2 separate regions of the Mus musculus genome follow, and region 1 is linked to region 2. A link is a contact called in ENCODE POLR2A ChIA-PET data. All regions are on one chromosome and are shown on one strand. The core of a region is the stretch at or near the end of the contact, and the rest is flanking DNA. Distances in the headings are between cores, read along the strand shown.

Evidence for each region. ChIA-PET counts read pairs that join two places held with the same protein, here RNA polymerase II (POLR2A).
Region 1: POLR2A ChIA-PET joins it to region 2 with 24 read pairs in Patski. The contact joins the enhancer-like site here to the promoter of Ddx5 in region 2. POLR2A ChIA-PET finds 5 or more read pairs at or near these places in 3 of 5 experiments (Patski and embryonic stem cell).

The regions. Positions count from the first base shown.
Region 1 is chr11:106,955,068-106,958,966 of GRCm38, forward strand. No RefSeq gene overlaps it. Among named protein-coding and RNA genes, the nearest start is that of Smurf2, 36 kb to the left of the region's middle. Within about 2 kb of position 2,491, at least 1 of the 3 ENCODE cell types and tissues checked has a DNase peak (open chromatin) inside an H3K27ac peak, as active enhancers do.
Region 2 is chr11:106,786,887-106,790,837 of GRCm38, forward strand. Ddx5 (DEAD box helicase 5) reads right to left here and starts at 1,608. Exons shown (of 13, transcript NM_007840.3): 1 at 1,387-1,608; 2 at 23-188. The coding sequence starts at 1,430. It overlaps Cep95 (centrosomal protein 95), which reads left to right and starts at 2,366. Exons shown (of 20, transcript NM_177088.3): 1 at 2,366-2,491; 2 at 3,845-3,951. The coding sequence starts at 2,473.

The sequences.
Region 1 (3,899 bases), core at 1,241-3,740, 170 kb after region 2:
CTGTCCCTATCCCCAAAACCACAGAGAGGGCAATGGAGGTAATGACATCTCCAATATTACAAGGGGGTGGAGAGGAAGAGGAGGAGGAAGAAGAGGAAGAAGAAGAGGAGGAGGAAGAAGGAGGGAGGAGGAGGAGGAGGAGGAGGAGGAGGAGAAGGAGGAGGAGGAGGAGGAGAAGAAGGAGAAGGAGAAGGAGAAGGAGAAGGAGAAGGAGAAGGAGAAGGAGAAGGAGAAGGAGAAGGAGAAGGAGAAGGAGAAGGAGAAGGAGAAGGAGAAGGAAGAAGAAGAAGAAGAAGAAGAAGAAGAAGAAGGAGAAGGAGAAGGAGAAGGAGAAGGAGAAGGAGAAGAAGAAGAAGAAGAAGAAGAAGAAGAAGAAGAAGAAGAAGAAGAAGAAGAAGAAGAAGAAGAAGAAGAAGAAGAAGAAGAAGTTGTTATTTTAACTGGAGCAGTGCTGGCCCACTGTGTAGACAGGATCAGGGGGAGACTCCCAGACCAGGCAGCTACTTCCTCTAAAAGCTGATACTGTGGCCTCTCCTTGGTCCCCACTCAGTAACTCCATCTTCCCTTAGTTCTGAAGCCCTGTCAAGTGCCCACCCAGCATCCCTCCCTACTCCATCTTGCTCCTAAATGCCTAGCTGCTAAAGAAAGGGAGCACTGGAGTCCTTCACTCCTGCTAGAGTGATTTAAAGGGCTTCCCAAGATGCAGAGCTGCCGTTCATTCCACAGTCTCACCCGATCTAATGGATGGTTTTCCTTGACTGACCTTCGGGCTTCCTTTTTGGTTTTCATGTAGTCCAGGCTGGTCTCAGATTCATAATGTAGCTGAAGATGGCCTGTAATTTCTGATCCTCCTGCCTCTACTTCTCAAGTCCTGGGACTCCAGGTGTGCACTACCACACCTAACTTATGCATTGGCAGGGATCGAACCTAGGACTCTGTGTGTGCTCAGCTAACCCACTGAGCTGCATCCCCAGGCCCCAACCTCATGTATTTTGTTCTAGTGATGGAAAGGTGACCACTGGTTTGCAGTATTCTTATTGTTTGTGGTACTAGGATGTGAGCCAGGGACTCACACATGGTAGGCAAATGCTCTACTATTGAGCTCCGTTCGCAGCCCTCTTTTTATTTTTATATTATTTTATTTGTTGATGGGGTTTTTTTTGTTTGTTTTTTATAAATTGGAGGGAGGGGAAGAGCGTGTATGTATCCTGTTGTAAATGTGGAGGTCAGAAGACAACTTTGGGGAATTGGTTCTCTCATTTCACCATATGGGGTCTAGGGGTCAAATCATGTCTTCAGGCTTGGCACTTTACCCACTGAGCCAGCTCACTTGCCCTTATTTACTGACAGGGTCTCACTATATAATCCAAACTGGTCTGGGTACATAATTTAGAATAGCTTCAAACATGTGATCCTCCTGCCTCAGCCTCGCAAGTGTTACCTTTGTCTCCGTGTGTTTTCACACACCCTACATCTGAGCCCACCAGCAGGTCCTATGACCTCTCTAATCTGCCTATCACTCTCACTGCCACCACCAGTGGCCCAAGCCACCAATCTCTCCCTGGACTGGTCTCCCTGATTCCACATCCTGTCCTCACCATCTTCGGGTAACTGTCACTCCAGCTCTCCAAGAATCCCTTTACGGACATCTCAATTAAAAGCCAGTGCTTTCCTTTCCCGTGCAGTGTAGAGTAAAAGCCAAAGTCCACGCTACCATAGAGAAGCCTCTCTGGTTTTAATTCCTGCATCTTCCCCCTCCTCACACACTCTATTCAGCTCCCTATCCTTTCTCTTATTCGCCAACCTGTCCACACATGAACATCCGCAACCCCAGGGCCTTTGCATGTACTCTTTCCCTTTCCCAGAAGACTCTTGGCCTCCCCCCCACCCCAATTCCCTCTCTCCTCTTCTCCAAATGTTTGCTCAAAATTCCCTTTGCAGCAAAAGCTTCCTCGGCCACCCCATTTAATAATTTATACTTCCCTCATACCCAGAATTCATATTCCCCCCCCCCAGCTTTGTCCTCTCTACTTAGCATTTATCACTATTTTGCATGCTATAATGTTTTACATTTCTGTTTAGATTCCCAATTGTCCCTCCCAGTGGGACATAGTCGCTATGAGGACATTGGTGGATAGGCTTTGTTTACTGCCATAGCCCAGCATCTTGAACAGGGCCCGGAACATAGTAGTTATTTAACAAATATTTATTAAGTCAGTGAATGAATGGACCCTTGCCCTAGATCTTTTCCTGATTATCTGTGCCCAAGAAGCCAGTGATCAATAATGGTTGCTAAGCACCTGCCAAAGGTCAGAGTTGCAGATGAAACTATGTTCCTCTGCGCTCTCCCACGGTGGGTGCAGGGACCTGGGAAGGGCGGAGAGCTGCGATAGATATCTCTGACAGGGAAGGAAGATGGGATTCAGTACTAGAAATAAGAGGAAGGATGTCTCCGCCCGTCTGCTCCGAGGCTGAGCCCTGCCTGGCAGGCTGCCTGCTCCCAGAAACAGGAAGTATCCAGAGGGGAAGTGACTGCAGACTCAGAGAGGGATGAAATTCCCTGTGCCTGAGACAGAACACTTGAAGCTAGTCACTCTGGAGTCTTCCAAGAGTCCATGCCTGGGGGATGAGTAAAATCCATTCCACGGTGCCTCCGTGACTCATTTTGGACGGCAAGCGATCTGCAGCTTCAAGTCAGGGCGAGCAGGTGCTTCCTCTTCTGGGGTCCCCAGCTGGGGTGACTGGATGCTGAACCAGGGAGGGTGGGTGGTACCATTGGACTGCTTCTGTGCCAGCATCTCCCAGAGTGGAAAGTGTGCCCCTCAAGAGGCAGGTAGGAATTGGTGCTCCATGGACCATAGCTTCTAGAAACAGCTATGCAAGAAAGTATTCCTGAGATTAAGATCTAAAGATCAGTCTTGGCTTCCTTGACTCCAGGCCAGAGGTAAACAACCTACAAAGCCATTACGTCTTTGCAAACCTACCTTCTATTTGTTTAGCTATGTGTCTAGAGACAGAATAAAAACACCCTGATAAAAACAACTTGAGAGAGAAAAGGTCCACTTTAGCTCACGGTTCCAGGCTACCGTCCATCATGGCTGCAGGAGTTTGAGGAAACCAGCCCACAGATCTATAGTCGGAAGAGTAGTAGAAAATACAAGCATGCCTATACTCAGCTTGCTTCCTCTTCTTATACAGTTCAGAATGCCCTGTCTAGGGAATGGTTCCACCCACAGTGGATCTCCTCGCCTCAATTAATATTATCAAGGGACTAGAGAGATCTCAGCCATTAAGGGCACTTGATGCTCTTAAAGAGGACCCAGCTTTGATTTCTAGCACCCATACAGTGGCTCTCTGCTCCATTTCCAGTGGATCTGCTGTTGTTCTGCCTTGCTTGGCTCTGAACTGTTGACCGAAGGGCTATAAGGTCATAAAACACATACCAGGAAACCTGTGGTGAAAAAATAAGTTGGTTGTTTAAGGACAGCACAGAAAACACAGTGCTCAGGTGGAAACAGGCAGAGACATCAATTCATTTCCAGAAGAACAGAAAACCACCCTGTGTAACCACACTGATCTACCTACAGACAAGCCCTGGGCTTTATGTTTATGATGAAGCGCAGTGGGCAGCTCAAAGCGAGGATGTTATTATGAGCATTTAAATCATGCTAATAAAAGCTGCAGTTGTTTTTAATCCCTTCCTGAAAACCAAAGCAAGCCATCTTTAAGCCTGCCCTTTGATAAGAGTTTAAAGATAGCAGGAGGTGTCATTCCCACGTGTGGCTTCTAGCTCGCTTATTTACAGAGCAGAGCTCATGCGTTAAGAATTTCCAAGGCTTGGGGCTGGAGAGATGGCTCAGCAGTTGAGAGTACTGGCTGCTCTTCCAGAGGACCTGGAT
Region 2 (3,951 bases), core at 358-2,857:
GAAGCCACATTTATAAACTCACTGCGGTGCGCCTTGCCAAATCAGGGTGTTCTTGATAAAAATTCTTCTCAAATTTGGGCAGCTCATCAAGATTCCACTTCTTTTTAACTAGTTTCTCCCCAGGATTTCCAAACTTCTTTCCAGAGAGGGGTCCTGTTCTACTCCCTCCAAATCGAGGTGCACCAAACCTACACACACACAAAACAAAAGTTGGGCACATTGTGAAAGATACTGCATGAACAGGTTTGCCCTCACATTTCATCTGCTGCCTTTTGATAGAGCCAAAGTGTGCTTCTGGAATCCTTCCCAACTGTCATTCTAAGGACAGCCACAACTGGCAGCGTTTCTTTTCTGAAGTCCCAAGCACACTCTACTGAGGCCAAATAAACATCGTGGGTTTATCAGGTGGCAAACAGCCCAAACATCTGACCAGATTACAAGGACAAGAGTTAGAGCCTCCATCTTCTCTCCCCACAGAGCTTAGGCATTAGCGTCTAGGAGCTGGGCAAGAAGGGAGGAGCTTAGGAAGGTTATTTTTGCCCGTTTTCATCAAAGGACCTAATCTTAAAGAAATAACGGGGCCGCAAAGGCAATGTGAGCAGCTGAACGAGGCTAGCACGGCGGACAGGGTAGAAAGGGGAACAGGCGCCAGCGAGCCGAGTCTAGGGAAACGCCGCGAACGGCTGCAAACCAAGGTAACAAAATTATATAACGCGAGGGAGAAAAAGAGGAGGAGCCGAAAGCAACCGGGGGAGGAGTCCCGGCCCGGGCGGCGTTCCCGCTGGGGCGGCGCTTCCTTCTTTGTCTCGCATTTCTCTCTGCGCCACATTTTCTCGCCGCTGCCATTTTGAGCTCCTCCGCCGGGCGGGGTAACAAAGGCGCCGCCGCCATGTCCGAGGCCGGCATTTTGTGGCTGCGGCTCCGCCACATGGCCGAATCCGCCGGCGTAGGCCACCCAACGGGGCACAGGGGACCTCGAAAGCGCCCCTTCTTTCCCCCGGGGATACCGGAAGGGGGGGCCCCCCTCAAAAAACAACCCAACGAAAGATTGCGCAAACGACGCCGGGAACCGCCTCAAAGGCGCGGCGCTTCCCGACCGAAAACACTCCTCCGGGTTTCCCTCAACAGCCGCGAGGTCGCCGGGCCGCCCCGGGTCCCGGCCCACCCTCCCGGACCAAAAAAAAAAAAAAAAAAAAAAAAAAAAAGGTTGAACGCCATTACCCGAAGCGTAGCCTTTAACGGCTTTTAACCGGACGTGTGACAAAAGCCAGGCCTCCTTTCAGGAAGGGAAAAAAAAAAATCTAAAGGTCGGTTGGGAAGGCGAGCCTTCGGCCGCGCCGCTCTCCCATCCCCCACCCGGCCTGACAGGTCTCTTGTCACACTCACCCTCGATCCCGGCCGCGGTCTCGGTCACTAGAATAACTCGACATGGCGTCAATGGTGGCGGTGTGCGGGCGGAACCCAGTGAAAGTAGAATCCTGCGGCGACGAGTCGCGGAGAGAAGGCCTCGGCGACGGCGAAGCCTCTGCGGGGGCGTCACCAGCGGAGGGGCCGGTGGTGTCGAGGGCCGGAGCTGCGAGGGCAAGGACCGATGGAAATGAATGAGGTGCCGGCTGCGTCCCGGCAGCCGCTTTTATAGTCTGGACCGCCTCCTCGCCGCAAAGCACGCTGGGAGCCGCTCTATGACCTAATCACCCCGCCCCCCTGGCTCGGAGGCCCTCAACGCCCGCCCGCCCGGGTTCCGGAATCCGCCATGTTCTCGCCCCTCCCCCTCCGCGGGCGGGCGCTCCCTCCCCGGCGCCCGTTTATTACTCGCTTCACGACTGGGTGACACCACTAGAATGCCTCGCCCCGACGCCCTTTTGGCGACACCGCCGTCTCTCGTCTCGCTACACCTCAGACAAGCTGCTTCCCCGTGGCCAGACGGTCCTTAAAATGGCCAGCGCCAGCCATTCCACCGACTCTACTTGAAGATGTTTACGTCTCCACAGACTCCCCCCACGCCCATAACCGAAGGAGACCAGGGAGGCGGAGCTTGGCCTCATCACGTGATCGGACCCAGGGCAAGGCGGATCGCACTACTTCCTCGCTTGGTCTCTCGGCGGAGGAACACCAAACCACCAACTCACCGGAAGCGCGGCTCCAACGCCCCCGGGGAGATCGGCCGGGCTGCTGGGTGACCTGGCTGCCCTGCCCGCCGATCTGAGAACCCGTAAGCGGGATCTTGACCGCGGGGAATGGTATCTGGAGCCCGCAAACTGCCGCCTCAGCGCGTGCTGCGAGGAAGTGCTCCTCTGCTGTCCAATCAGCGTCGAGAAGCCGTTTTAACGTCCCTCCCTCTTCCACCCCTCCTTCCCCGCTCGCTAGTGTCTGCCCCCTCCTCCTCCCGTCGGCTCGACCGAGTTCGACCCTTCTGGGACACCGTCGCCCGCGCTCTCGTCTTGGAGTCCGGCCGCGACCTCTCCTGGCAGTATGGCCAGCTCAGAGGCTGGTGAGTCTCGGCCTGGAGCCCTGGTGGTTTTGTACTGCAGCATTCCGCGGACCTTGGGCTGAATCTGAACCGCGTCTGCGCCGCTGCGGAGGCTCGGGACTGTCGGACACTAGTTGCAGTCGCGCGCGCGGTGGGGGGGGGGGTTCTATGAATTTAGGGTCTCAGCCTCGAAACCTCTTGCGGTTTCCAGACGTGGAACTGAGACTTGGGATGAGATAGGAACTCTTTGTCGAGCCTGGGACACCCGCATCCTGTCTATATAGAGCAGTCAAGATCCTTTCTTGGATCCGAATTTTTGTGGGGTATCTATCCACAGACTGTCTCTCTTTCCCCTTGCTTTGTTTGGACTAAGGCAGAACTTATCTTTATATTGATTTTTTTTTCCTTTTTGAGGCATAGCACTCATAAGTTCTTTTGATGCCCTCTAGAGTAACTGGCATTTTCTAGTACTGCCTTTGAAAAGCCAATTGATTCGGTTGTCTAGGACGCTTTCCTCTCTTTCCAAAATGGTTGTCATGGCTTGGTCAGCTGTGCGACATAGGCATCGGGAAGAGGGCATACTGGGCATGACATATTCAGACTATTGTCTCCAGAGCGTGTGTCAGTACTGGAAATGTGGCCAGTTCCAGTCATTTCAAGATTCAGGGGTTTCAAGTTTTGGAATTATTGCTGAAATCCTTAACCTTAGTCCTGCACTATCTAGGGAAGGGCAAGAGCTGGTTTTGGAAAACAATTAATGTGCTAATTTAGAACTTAGCGATTTGGGTTTTTTTTTTCTTCATTTTTTACCTTCGTATACATCAAATATAATAAAAGGAAAACTAACAAATGCATTAGTGTCGGTGTTGTCATTATTCAAGTTCCTAACAGCCTAAATTAATCCCTTATTTGGGCACCCGAGAGATCTTAACTTACACAAGATAATTGGGTAAAAACATGTCTAAAACTATTGGGAATTCTGAGCCACCTCCGTTAGTTTCTAGCAACTTTTAGATTATCATTTACAGCTGACTTATGACATTCCTGGTTACCTATAAATTTATTGTAACTAAAAACACCCATGTGAGTATAAAAATACTGGCAAATAGGATTTTAGGTTACAAGAATAAGAGTTGGGTTGGAACAGCTGTTTTGACTTCAAAGAAGCTAGCTAGCACAGGAAATTATCTTAAATACATCTTTTGAGAACTTGCCTGGTTGAGTCTTTGAAATTTCATAAGAGTCCTTATCTTGTACAGTTTCCAATGTATATTCTTGTGCAGCAGTGATTTTTAAATGTACATATATATGACTTTCTCTATTGCTATTGAAGACTGATTTCCCCCTCCTCCCACCCCACTTCTTCCCCAACAGAATGGGTAACAATTGCCAATAACCTCCTTTTTAAATGTCACATACACCTGAGGATACACGAACTTCAAGACTGTGATGCTAATGTTTTTATTGCCCTTTATCAATCC